Regions from separate parts of the Homo sapiens genome. Here region 1 is linked to region 2. A link is an interaction called in ENCODE POLR2A ChIA-PET data of the cell type or tissue named here. Cell type or tissue: Panc1. All regions are shown on one strand. Each heading gives the region's core, and the rest is flanking DNA. Links, peaks and the distances in the headings are about the cores only. Region 1 overlaps PPP2R3C (protein phosphatase 2 regulatory subunit B''gamma). Region 2 overlaps LOC107984628 (a long non-coding RNA gene).

Region 1 (6,699 bases), core at 681-5,680, 410 kb after region 2:
ATATTAGGGTAATTGGCCATTTCTGACTGTTTCAGGTATTTCCCCCAGTTTGTTGTTTTCTTTTTACTTTAACATGGGCTTTGCCCTATAGATCTTTAAAAATTTAGCTGAATTTATTGTTTTCTAGACTTCTGGGTTTTGTCATACTTAGAAAGGCTTTCCCTATTACAGGATTATAAATTTAAAAGCCTTCCATGGTTTCTCTCTCTCTTTTTTTTTTTTTTTTTGAGACGGAGTCTCAGTCCAGTCCAGGCTGGAGTGCAGTGGCGCAATCTCAGCTCACTGAAACCTCCACCTCTTGGGTTCAAGCGATTCTTGTGTCTCAGCCTGAGTAGCCAGGATTACAGGCACGTACCACCACGCCTGGCTAATTTTTGTATTTTTAGTAGAGAGGGGGTTTCGCCATGTTGGCCAGGCTGGTCTCGAACTCCTGACCTCAAGTGATCTGCCTGCCTTGGCCTCCCAAAGTGCTGGAATTACAGGCGTGAGCCACTGTGCCTTCCCATGGTTTCTTATACTTATTTTAACAATGTTATTTTTGCTTTAACCATTTCAAATATCAAATTTCTGGTAGATCTGAGATACTTTCAAGTTTATAGGACAACTGGCATCTCAAACTTGAAGTATCCAAAATGGGGCTCTCTTGTCATCTCCAACCTTGGTCCTCACCTGCTTTTCCTCTATTCCAACAGTTACTCAAAATAAAAATTTAAGACTTGTCTTTGGCTTCTCTTTTTCTTCATCAATGCCTTCACACTCCTTACCCTGAACATCCAATCTAGCAGCAATTTGTGTTTTTTCTGGGAAGGAGGGGAGTCCAAAATATATATTGAATTAATCTATTTCTTGCTTTCTCTACAGCCACCAATTACCCTAGTTATGGGCCCATCATCTCACCTGGACTATCATGGTAGGTGCCTAAATATTTTGCTTATACTCCAGATTTATTTATCTATTTAGAGATGGAGCCTTGCTCTGTCGCCCAAGCTGGAGTGCAGTGGCTCAATCTTGGCTCACTGCAACCTCCATCCCCTGGGTTCAAGTGATTCTCCTGCCTCAGCCTCCAAGTAGCTGGGATTACAGGTGCCTACCCCCATACCCAGCTAATTTTTGTATTTTTAGTGGAGACGGGGTTTCGTCATGTTGGCCAGGCTGGTCTTGAACTCCCGAGCTCAAGCGATCCACCTGCCTCGGCCTCCCAAAGTTGCTGGGATTACGGGCATGAGCCACCGTGCCTGGCCGTACTTTGAGTTCCTTACATCCTCCATACAGCATCCAGAATGATCTTTTAAAATGTAAATCATATCCTGACAGACTCAGCTTAAAACTTCCGATGGTTTCCCGTTAGCCTCAAAATAAATCCAAAGTCCTTACTGTGGCCCAAAAGGCCCTACATGTGGCCCCTGCCTACTTCTCCAACTTCATTTTCTGTTACTATAGTCCTTGTTCTAGCCACACTGGCTTCCTTCTGTTCCTAGAACAGGTCCAGGCTTAATTTTGCCTTGGAGACACTGTATTTGCCGTTTCCTCTATACTACATCTTCATAAGGCTGGCTTCTTTCTCGTACTTCATGGCTAAAACTTAATCACTATCTCAAAAAGATGCTCCTTCCAGCCTACCTAAAATCGTCTGTCAATCCCAGTCATATTCCTGCCTAGTTTACTGTTTTATTTTCTACATATAACTTGTCACTATTTGATATTATCTGCTTATAATTTAGTGTCTGTCTTCCCACTCTGCTAGAAAAAATAGGTCTACAAGGGAATGAAAATTGTACTGTGTCCCTGGAAAGGTTTTAAAGTATAACATTTAGAATGAGCTAACAGATTCCATCTACAGAAATCTGGGCAAGAAAACAAAAAAAAGAAAAAAAAGAAATCTGGGCAAACAGATTGTCACAAAGTAAAACATGAGCCCTACAAGCTTAGAATAATACCTGCCCCCAAATAAATGTCTACTAAATGCTTAATAAGATTTAATAAGTGAATAAAACTTTGTATACTCTACTCAGATTATAAATGTTGGTCTGGAAGCCACTGCCTTTCAAATTAGTAAGACACAAAGTCTGGGTTTCAAAAGGCAATGGGCCAAGGATGGAAGAAATACTTTGAGAAAAGTGTTTTCTTTCATTGAGAGAAGGGGAAAATTATTCCTTTTTAAAAACAACTATAGAAGTACACTGTTTCTTTTCTCTCCCTTTTGCTCATCTCTCTTTCAATCTTTGTTTCCATCCATGGAAAGAGGCAAGACAAGCAGTAACAGGGGACTGTTTTTATAAATCAATATTGCTGTTTTTATAAATCAAGTGAACTGCTAACAAGAATTCTCAGAGCTAGAGAAGTACTCCAGTTTTGGACCTGACCTCTAAACGAGTACCAGCAGGTGGCTAATTATGTCTTCCTTGCCAGAAGCAAGAGCCTTTTATTCTCAAGTTGGTCTGAACCTTAAAGAGAACTGTAGTGTGCCCCTGGAAAGGTTTTACAGTATAAATGTTCAGAATGAGCTAACAGATTCTATCTACAGAAATCTAGACAAAACAGAATGCAACAAATTATAGCAGGAACCATACGAACTATAACAAGAAATTTACATTTCTTTAACCCTTATATCTGAATAATTATTTGATTAATTAACCTAGTTTATATTCATGCCCAACTCCCTTCCCCTCTCCCCTACAATCTTAAAAAAAGCACTGTATATTTGGGAAAAAAGCCTGAGGTGAAAAGTAAGTCCATATAATTTAGATACCCATACTCAGAAGAAGCATAGCCATTTGGACCATGAAGTTATAATTCTCTGTTGATAACTTGGCCTAATTACAGCAGTGCCTAATAGGAAACAAGCAGCCTCTTGGTAACTGACCTAGCAATCTTAAACCCAGAGGTGGGAATACAGTCACATTCATTTTCTCTCTCATATTTTCTTTTTTCTTTTGAGACAGTCTTGCTCTGTTGCCCAGGCTGGAGTGCAGTGGCATGATCTCAGCTTACTGCAACTGCCTCTTGGGTTCAAGCGATTCTCCTGCCTCAGCCACTCTAGTAGCTGGGATTACAGGCATCTGCTACCATGCTCAGCTAATGTTTTTGTATTTTTAATAGAGACAGGGTTTCACCATGTTGATCAGGCTGGTCTCGAAGTCCTGACATCAAGTGATCCACTCGCCTTCACCTCCCAAAGTGCTGGGATTACAGGCGTGAGCTACCGTGTCTGGCTTCTCTTATATTTTCTTAAAAAAAAAAAAGCGGGGGGGTGGAATTCTTGGCCCTTTAAAAAATAGTGACACATTAATATCACTCATGAATAATCAAACGTTTTTCAGTGATTTTTAAATGTTAAAATGCTACATTCTTTTTATTTTCCCCTTTAAAAGGCTTTTTTTTTTGAGACAGTCCGCTCTTGTCACCCAGGCTGGAGTGCAATGGCACAATCTAGGCTCACTGCAACCTCCACCTCCTGGGTTCAAGCGATTCTCTTGTCTCAGCCTCCTGAGTAGCTGGGATTACAGGTGGCCACCACCATGCCTGGCTAATTTTTGTATTTTTAGTAGAGACGGGGTTTCTCCATGTTGGTCAGGCTGGTCTTGAACTCCTGACCTCAAGATCTGCCCACCTCGGCCTCCCAAAATGCTGGGATTATAGGCATGAGCCACCGCGCCCAGCCAAAAGGCCTTTTTTTTTTAAAGTTTGAAGAAAAAGAATCTAAAAAGGAATTTGTATAGTCAATATACATTAAACATTTGTTTAGTAACACATGTCATTTGTTAAAAAAAATAAAAATAAAAAACCAAACCCCAAAACGGAAACATCCTGTGTCTCAACAAAAACTATATGGAATCAACACCACCGAGGTCTATGGAAAAAAAAAGAAAAACCTGTTCCCTTTGCTCTGCTGGAAGCTGGAAGGTGCTAGGCCCTTGTGTAGTCGTGCATAGAATTCTAGCTGCTTTCCTCTATTGAGCGCAGAGTATACTATGTCTCTATGTGAATATGGACAGTTAGCATTTACCAACATCTCCTTGTCTACTGTGTCTTTTTTTTTTTGAGATGGAGTCTCGCTCTTTCGCCCAGGTTGGAGTGCAGTGGCGTGATCTCGGCTCACTGCAAGCTCCGCCTCCTGGGTTCATGCCATTCTCCTGCCTCAGCCTCCCAAGTAGCTGGAACTACAGGTGCCTGCCACCACGCCCGGCTAATTTTTTTTTGTATTTTTAGTAGAGATGGGGTTTCACCGTGTTAGCCAGAATGGTCTCGATCTCCTGACCTCGTGATCCGCCCGCCTCGGCCTCCCAAAGTGCTGGGATTACAGGCGTGAGCCACCACGCCCGGCATCCTTGTCTACTGTCTCTTATTTAAAAAAAGAAAATAAATTTTACAAAATGGGGTTATAGGTCAGCAAAGGGTAGGTTTGAAACGTTTTGATAGTTTAAAGTGAGCATTTTGACAACGTTGCTTTTCCTTTGGCATGTTTAATTGTGATTTTTAAGGGGCATCCTTGCAGTTTAAAATGACACCTTTAAAATAAATTCTCTCTCTCTTTTTTTTTGAGACAGGGTCTCCCTCTGTTGCCCAGGCTGGAGTGCAGTGGTGCAATCTCGGCTCACTGCAACCTCTGCCTCCCAGATTCAAGCGATTCTCCCACCTCAGCCCCTTGAATAGCTGGGATTACAGGTATGCACCACCACAGCCCAGCAAATTTTTCTATTTTTAGTAGAGATGGAATTTCACCATATTGGTCAGGCTGGTCTCAAACTCCTGACCTCAGGTGACCCGCCCACGTCAGCCTCCCAAAGTGCTGGGAGTACAGGCCTTGGGAATACAGGCGTGAGCCACTGCACCCAGCCAATACATTTTTTTTTTTTTTTTTTTTTGAGACGGAGTTTCACTCTTGTTGCCCAGGCTGGAGTGCAATGGCGCTATCTCGGTTCACAGCAACCTCTGCCTCCTGGGTTCAAGTGATTCTCCTGCCTCAGCCTTCCAAGTAGCTGGGATTACAGGTATGTGCCACCAAGCCTGGCTAATTTTGTATTTTTAGTAGAGATAGGGTTTCTCCATGTTGGTCAGGCTGGTCTCAAACTCCCGACCTCAGGTGATCCGCCTGCCTCATCCTTCCAAAGTGCTGGGATTACAGGTGTGAGCTACCACACCCAGCATAAATTCTCTCTTAATGATGACTTGAAGGCTGCTACTCCATGGGAGAATCAGTAGAACCTGTAGGATCTTATTTGGAATTGACATTCTCTATTGTAATTTTGTTTATTTTAAATTTGTTTTTTGTTTCACTGGAAAGATGATGTTCAATTTTAAAAGTTGAAAGTGTACAAGTTGCTTTGTTACAGTAAAACTAAATATGTACACACAAACACACACAGACAGAAATAAAACAAAGTATTATGAGAACAGCCTGTAATCCCAACACCCAGTGATAACTACAGTTTACATTTTAGTGTCTATAAGAGTTAATATAATATCTATAAGGTTAACACTTACAGATTCCCGAAGGTACCCCTGCCCAGCGACATCATATAAACTGAGTCCTATTCTTGTTTGATGAAGCCAAACTGACAATAAACAAGAAAATGAAAGTAATTCTTAAGATCTATCCTTCAGATATGAAAAAGGAGATAAAGAGCCAGATTTGAGACAAGCTAATCTAGTAACTCTAAAAACATTTCTTCTCACCACAAAATTGCTTGAAACAAAAAACCATAGAATGGAAGAGTTCAACAATTCTACCATGACTAAAGCTATAATAAAATTGACACCTTGAAGATACTGTTCTTTACCAATTAAACTTGGTGTTCCACCAAACAGGGACAGCTAGTATAATATTATGCCTTCAGTGAAGCTGCTTTTATTTCTGAGGTTAATTACAGCAACCAATTATTAAAGATTGTATACAATAGGCTTTCACAGATTATTATGGCACTTGTAGGAATCATAAGTCCAAGCTGTTTAATTGATGCTCCTTGAAACTGATATTACAGCTTTGGGTTTGAAACTATCAGTCAACTCAACTTGTAATATACTGGTAAAATAAAATTATCAGTAAATTAAAATTATTTCAAATTACCATACATTAAAACTCTTGGTTCAGCTCTTAATATTTCTAGTCTACTATTATCTTTAAGACACATGAGGGTTTAAAAAATTTTTGTTTTTTTATGCTAACCCAAGTTTATGTAACACATCTTGGTCAAAAGATAAGAAATTCTACTATTCAAACTTAGAGTGATTTCACATAGAAGAAATACTTATAAAAGCACAGACCAAAAACCTACTTGATTCCCAGATAAGGAGTTCAAGCACAGTAAAAATGAATCACCTTTTCTCATGACATAATTAAAGAACTGCATGATGGAAATTCTTCCATATGAATCTGTATGAAGGAGTTTAGCAAAGACTTTTGCTGTGAAAAATTGCCTAAGAAAAGAAAATAAAGATTTAAATGATCTGCCAACATAAAAGAAAATGACTTCTACATAAATTAGCAAACAATGGCATAAATTCATACAATTAAAAATGAAAGAACAATAGAGACTCCTTATAATTCAAAAACTTAAAATATTAAGTCAAACTTTTTTTTTTTTTTAAAAGAAATGGAGATTTGGCCAGGCGCAGTGGCTCTTGCCTGTAATCCCAGCACTTTGGGAGGCTGAGGCAGGCACATCATGAGTCAAGAGATCGAGACCATTTTGGCCAACA
Region 2 (6,699 bases), core at 833-5,832:
GTTTTCCCTTTAATCTTCCAGGTTGTAAACACGGCACATGGTGGTGGTAAATAAAAGGACCAAAGGGCAGTCCACAGATTAGTTTACTGGTCAAAGGGGAAAACACAACTTTGTAATGGGAGAGATCAGACTGTGACCATTTGACTGCACTGATCAATCTTGGCCTCACTGTCAGTGGAGCAACCAGATATTTTGTGCACCTGATGTGATTCAGTAAGAAGGACACAGCATAAGCTATAAAATTTCTTACCAAAATTGTGTAACCTGAATCTAAGCAACCGTTTAGATCTAACTACCAGCTTATAGGAAATACAAGAAATAGAGGAACAGAGGCAGGCCATCACAAGGAAACCATCAGACAAATCCAGAAGGTAGGACATTCTACAGGACAAACTGACTTAGTTTCTTCATCAAGTCAATGGCATTAAGAAAAAGTGTGTGTGTGGGGGCGCTGGGGGTATTTAAGATTGTTCTAGATTATAAGAGACTTAAGAATAAAAAACAAACAGTGTGTGGACTTTGCTGGACTCTAGTTTGAACATACAAGCTGTAAAATGACATTATGGAGACAATTGGGAAAATTTAAATATAGATTAGGTATTAGATTAGATTAAGAAATTGTTAATTTTGCTAGAAGTGATAATGGTCTCTTTCTGATGCACAGCCAGGGTTCAGAATGTCTGGTCTGAATCTAGTAGGACTCAGGCAGCACAACTGGGTGTTTGCAAGACCAAAAGTATTCATAATCTCACTAGATTTATTTCAGCAATGGGGAGAAAACCTCTGCTACAGGAATATCTCTGGATAAGAAGTGGCTGCTAAAGGTCTGATGCCTGAAAATTATGATTGGCAGGTTTGGAATTCATAAAAATTCCAGTAAGCCCAACAGCTTCTTGTAAGCATGTGGATTTCACGGGAGTGAAAGTTGTTCTGGGGACCCCAAGGATCTAAAGTTATGGTTGATTATTTTCAAAAATCAGTGAAAAGTAGAGTAATGAGCTGCCATACTTTTCACCTGCTCAATATCACTGTCCAGAAAGAAACTGACCCTTTCTGTTGGTGTTTTGGTAAAACTTCAGCACTGGTCAGTTCACTTACACAGTTCCTTCCTTATGTCCAGGCACTCAGTGGGAGGGATGTGAAAAAGTCTGCATTAGCACATGAGATTTTAAATTTTGCTTTAGAATAGGTTTGTTTGCATATGTGTGAGCTGAAGTTCCTGCTACCTTGAAATAAAAAACAGTTGTGATGGTTGGACTCTTTTTTTCCCCCTGCTAATTTATCTATTCATAGAATATATTTTGCCCTTCCTAATTATCTCACCCTAGTAAAATCAACCAGCAATTGAACCCCTGAATCATCACAGTTTGGATGGCCACTTTCCTAGTTCCACTGACCTTGGTCCAGGAACACTGCGGACAGGGAGGTTCATGAATCTAATTCAGTTTTCACTTCTCTTATCTTGATGTAGAGATAAGAGCTCCAGATCCTATATTTCTAAGTATTGAGGAAAGGAGGAGAGGACGGAATTTATGTTATTGAGTAGCCATTATTGGCCAAGGATTATACTATTTTACCTATGTTCATTCATTCAATTGGGGACAAATGTAATTTAGTAGTTAAGAGTGCTGGCTCTAAAAAATGAAATCAGAGAGAGAAATGGGGATGTGAATCTGAAAATATGTCAAAAATTATTGACTTTAAATGGAGAGATACAGGTACTCTGTACCATTCTTTCAGCTTTTGAAAATTTTCATAATAAAAATAATGTCCTCAAACAGTTAAACAGGCCAGGCACGGTGGCTCACACCTGTAATCCCAGCACTTGGGGAGGTCAAGGTGGGAAACTCACTTGAGCCTAGGAGTTGGAAGCTGCAGGGAGCTATGATTGTACCTCTGTACTCCAGTCTGGGTGACAGAGCAAGACCCTGTCTCTTAAAAAAAAGTTAAACATAATTATCATATTACTAGCATATGACAGATAGGTACATATATTTTTAAGAAAAATGAAAACATACAACCACACAAACAAACTTGTACACAAAGATTCATAACAGCATTGTTTATGTATTTATGTATTTATTTATTTTGAGACAGAGTCTCAAAATAAACAGAGTGGTTTCGGCTCACTGCAACCTCCACCTCCTGGGTTCAAGTGATTTTCCTGCCTCAGCCTCCCGAGTAGCTGGGATTACAGGCACACACCACCACACCTGGCTAATTTTTTGTATCTTTAGTAGAGACAGGGTTTCACTATGTTGGCCAGACTGGTCTTGAACTCCTGACCTCATGATCCACCCTCCTTGGCCTCCCAAAGTGCTGGGATTACAGGTGTAATTGCACCACCGTGCCCGGCCGTATTTATTTTTTAACATTTAAAAGAGACAACGGGCTGGGTGCAGTGGCTCATGCCTGTAATCCCAGCACTTTGGGAGGCTGAGGTGGGTGGATCACCTGAGGTCAGGAGTTTGAAACCAGCCTGGCCAACATGGTGAAACCCCATCTCTACTAAAAATACTAAAAATAGCCGGGCATGGTGGGGCACATCTGTAGCCCCAGCTACTTGGGAGGCTGAGGCATGGAGAATTGCTTGAACCCGAGAGGCAGAGGTTGCAGTGAGCCGAGATCATGCCATTGCACTCCAGCTTGGGCAATAGAGTGGGAATCCGTCTCAAAAAACAAAAAACAAAACAAAAAACAACAAAAAAAAGTTGATTTAAAAAACCCCACAAATAAACAAAAAAAACAGTGGCACCATCTCAGCTCACTACAGCTTCAACTTCCTGGCCTCAAGCAATCCTCCCACCTCAGCCTCTCCAAGTAGCTTGGACTACAGGTGCACGCCACCATCCTCAGCTAACTTTTTAACTTTTTGTAGAGACGGGGTCTCTGTATGTTCCCCAGGCTGGTCCCCAACTCCTGGGATCAAGTGATCTTCTAGAGTCTGCCTCTTGAATTGCTGGGATTACAGCTGTAAGCCACGGCAGCCAATGTGTCAATTTTTTAAAAGGCTATTATTGATTATCCAACAACCCTAGAGGTAGTACTATTTCTGTTTTCAGACGAGGACTCTGGCACCCAGAAAAGTTGACACTTTGTCCAAGGTCATGCACCTAGTATAAAGCAGGAGCAAGCATTCTTTTTTTTTTTGAGACAGAGTCTCGCTCTGTTGCCCAGGCTAGAGTGCAGTGGGGCGATCTCGGCTCACTGCAAGCTCCACCTCCTGGGTTCACGCCATTCTCCTGCCTCAGCCTCCCTAGTAGCTGGGACTACAGGCACCTGCCACCGCCCGGCTAATTTTTTTGTATTTTTAGTAGAGACGGGGTTTCACTGTGTTAGCCAGAATGGTCTCGATCTCCTGACCTCGTGATACACCCGTCTCGGCCTCCCAAAATGCTGGAATTACAGGCGTGAGCCACCGCACCCGGCCAAGCAGGAACAAGCATTCTAATAACACATCTGACTGCAAAAGCCAGGCTTTTCTACCATGTAATTTTGCCTGCCGGTGTAGACATGTCTTTTGTGGTATAATAAGCCTTCATAGAAGGTGCTCTAAGAATTAAGCAACTGCATGTGAGAAATCAATATGTTACAAAAATACACTTTTAATGTGACATAGCCTTTTATGCCAAAGTGATATTTATTTAATATTCCCCCAATTTCTCTAGCTTGATCATTTGCTACAAAGGGGATCAATAAGATCCCAATTTGTCTTTGTGAAAAGTAAATGAAGTGGACTTTCCCTCTATTCATGTGGTATTTCTAAATGGCCTTGAGCTATTTACAGTCAAGTTAATGGAATTAATACTATACCATCAAAAACATACAGCGTCCTTATCTAAAGTGCAGCACGAACACTTTCCTCTTTGTGGTATGGCCATTGACATATACAGATGTTCCTCCATTTACGATGGTGTTATGTTCAGATAAACCCATCATAAATTGAAAATATCGTAAGTCAAAAACTTTCAATTTATGATGGATTTATCTGGATGCAATACCATCATAAATCTAGAAGAGTTCTGAATGCATGTCATTTTCACCATCGTAAAAGTTGAAAAATCGTTTAGTCAAACCATGGTTAAATTTTGACCATCTGCATTTCGTTTCTTCTCCGAAAGCTCTTTTAGGGCAGTTGAGGATGCTACATAATGTATTCACCAAATTGTTTCTAAATGAATGGACAAATACATGCACACCACACACTTCAACAATCATCACCTCTAATGTGGCAATACATTTTTCTTTTCTTTTCTTTTCTTTTTTTTGAGACAGAATCTCGCTCTGTCACCCAGGCTGGAGTGCAGTGGCGCGATCTCAGCTCACTGCAACCTCCGCCTCCCAGGTTTAAGAGATTCTCCTGCCTTAGCCTCCAGAGTAGCTGGGATTACGGGCGTGCGCCGCCACCATGCGCAGCTATTTTTTGTAGAGATGGGGTTTCGCCATGTTGGCCAGGCTGGTCTCGAACTCCTGACCTCGTGATCTGCCCGCCTCGGCCTCCCAAAGTGCTGGGATTACAGGCGTGAGCCACCGCGCCCAGCCCAGAGTAAGTACTTTATGCTAAGGACCAGATGCAGAGTAAAGGTTGAGGTCTTCCTTACCCCAGAACAGGGCAAAAAAGCCAAAATAACCCTTATTGATTAAGCCATAAATTCAACCACCACTTATTTCCAAAAAGTATGAAAGTTAGCATTTAATCACCTTCCACCACCCCTTTCCCAAACCACACACACACACACACACACACCCCGCTGGGATTTTCCTGTTTTCCTGCTTCTTCTTTAAACCTGTTAAACAATGTCTGTTTAAGGTTAAAAATCTACTATAGGATGTGCTTTAGCTATGTAAGTGGTACACGCTGCAAAAAGTCTTCCAGTTGCTTTGGTTGAAAAAGTCCCTCTGAACACTTAAACATAGAAACCAATCCTGGCACATCTGACTGGATTTGAGTTTTATGTGTCCCTGGAGGGAAACCACACACTTGGAAGTCAGTGCTGTGTTTGGTACATACTAAGTATTCAACAAATGTTTTCCCAATGACTGAAATTGTCCACTTTTCTTTGACTCCTGATCGTGTTGCCTACACTGTATGTATGTACGTATGTATGTATGTATGTATGTATGTATGTATGTATGTATGTATTTACTTGAGACAGAGTCTCACTCTGTTGCCCCAATTTTCGTATTTATTGTAGAGATGGAGTTTTACCATGTTGCCCAGGCTGGTTTCGAACTCTTGAGCTCAAGCGATCCACTGCTTCAGCCTCCCAAAGTGCTAGGATTGCAGGCATGAGCCACCACGTCCAGCCATTGCTCACATTTTATGTCACCATTCTCATTTTTTCCAGGGACAGATTTGAGTTCCACTGCTTGGGCTAGGGGCAATGCTTTAGATGAGAAAAGAAGAGGGATGTTTGAAAATCAGTCCAGTTAGAGAAAGAAGAAAGTGAAGAGATTTATGAACCACTAGAGTTCTTTCATGCTAAAATATTTTACGCTAAAATATTAAGGTTTGAGCTCTGTGGAGGTAAATTCTCTTTCTTCTGTGGTTATGGTGATATGGAAGGAGAGTGCTGGCAAGGGAAGAGCTTGGTCCCTTTAAATGACACAGAAGAAGGGAAGGGAAGTGCTCCGAAGAGGAGGGCGTGGTCCCTGGCTAGGGCTCCACCCCCAGGGACCAAGGTGTAGTCAGGCATTTCCTGCCCAAATGTTGCATTTCTTAAGACCACCTGGGCCTGCCACGCCCTCATTCTGTGCCTATAAAAACCCGGGACCCTAGCAAGGCAGAGACAGAAGCAGCTGGAGCTGGAAAGGAGTACCTCGGTGGAGGAATACACAGGCAGCTGGACGTCTAGAGGAACGCACCGCCAGGCACCAGCATGCAGGCTGGCCACTGACCAGCAGAATAACGTGGAGTTTGGCTAGGGTAATCGAAGGAGCGCGTGTCTGATTCCAGGGGAAAACCAGCTCCCCCATCTGCTGAGAGCTACTTCAACTCAATAAAACCTTGCACTCATTCTCCAAGCCCACTTGTGATCCGATTCTTCCGGTACACCAAGGCAAGAACCTGGGATACAGAAAGCCCTCTGTCCTTGCCACAAGGTAGAGGGTAGAGGGTCTAATTGAGCTGGTTAACACAAGCTGCCTAGAGATAGCAAAACTAAAAGAGCAAAACTAAAAGAGCATCCTGTAACACACGCCCACTGGGGCTTCAGGAGCTGTAAATATTCACCCCTAGACACTGCTGTGGGGTCGGAGCCCCACAGCCTGCCCATCTGTAGGCTCCTCTAGAAGTCTGAGCATCGGAGCACTGAAGAAGCGAGCCACACCCCCACTGCACGCCCTGCAAGGGGGGACAAGGGAACTTGTCCCGTTTCAATGGCATGGTCCCAAACCTGATAGTCCTTTGTTAATGTATGCCCTCGAAGAGGGAAAGGAAGGTAAACCCAGAGGCAAATCCGTTACCAATTTTGAAAGAAAAACCTCAAAGTACAGTTCCTATTGAGCAAAGGTCAGTGATATAATTTTTGAAAACAGGACCCTTTTCACAAGATGGCGCCAAAAGCGAAAAAGGAAGCGCCTGCCCCTCCTAAAGCCGAAGCCGAAGCCAAAGCAAAGGCTTTAAAGGCGAAGACGGCAGTGTTGAAAGATGTCCACATCCACACAAAAAAAGAAGACCCGCACGTCACCCACCTTCCG

Evidence for each region. ChIA-PET counts read pairs that join two places held together with the same protein. Peaks named below come from ENCODE experiments on the same cell type or tissue, not always from the same donor. Only the 100,000 strongest peaks of a DNase experiment are listed, where the experiment ranks them.
Region 1: POLR2A ChIA-PET joins it to region 2 with 9 read pairs; 2 of 35 experiments call an interaction of 5 or more read pairs at or near these places.

What each region holds. Positions count from the first base shown.
Region 1 is chr14:35,101,820-35,108,518 of GRCh38, forward strand. It overlaps PPP2R3C (protein phosphatase 2 regulatory subunit B''gamma), which reads right to left. Exons shown (of 13, transcript NM_017917.4): 5 at 6,320-6,417; 6 at 5,485-5,555. It overlaps LOC101927178 (a long non-coding RNA gene), which reads left to right. Exons shown (of 5, transcript NR_110415.1): 3 at 862-910. Among named protein-coding and RNA genes, the nearest start is that of PRORP-PSMA6, 17 kb to the right of the region's middle. RefSeq lists a silencer at 910-1,077. In Panc1, for the core only: no CTCF peak of the experiment used is centred there; no DNase peak of the experiment used is centred there.
Region 2 is chr14:34,687,618-34,694,316 of GRCh38, forward strand. LOC107984628 (a long non-coding RNA gene) reads right to left here. Exons shown (of 3, transcript XR_001750947.2): 2 at 6,694-6,699; 3 at 5,267-5,387. It also overlaps the pseudogene RPL23AP8. Among named protein-coding and RNA genes, the nearest start is that of CFL2, 24 kb to the right of the region's middle. In Panc1, for the core only: no CTCF peak of the experiment used is centred there; no DNase peak of the experiment used is centred there; H3K4me3 peaks cover 302 bases; H3K27ac peaks cover 2,629 bases.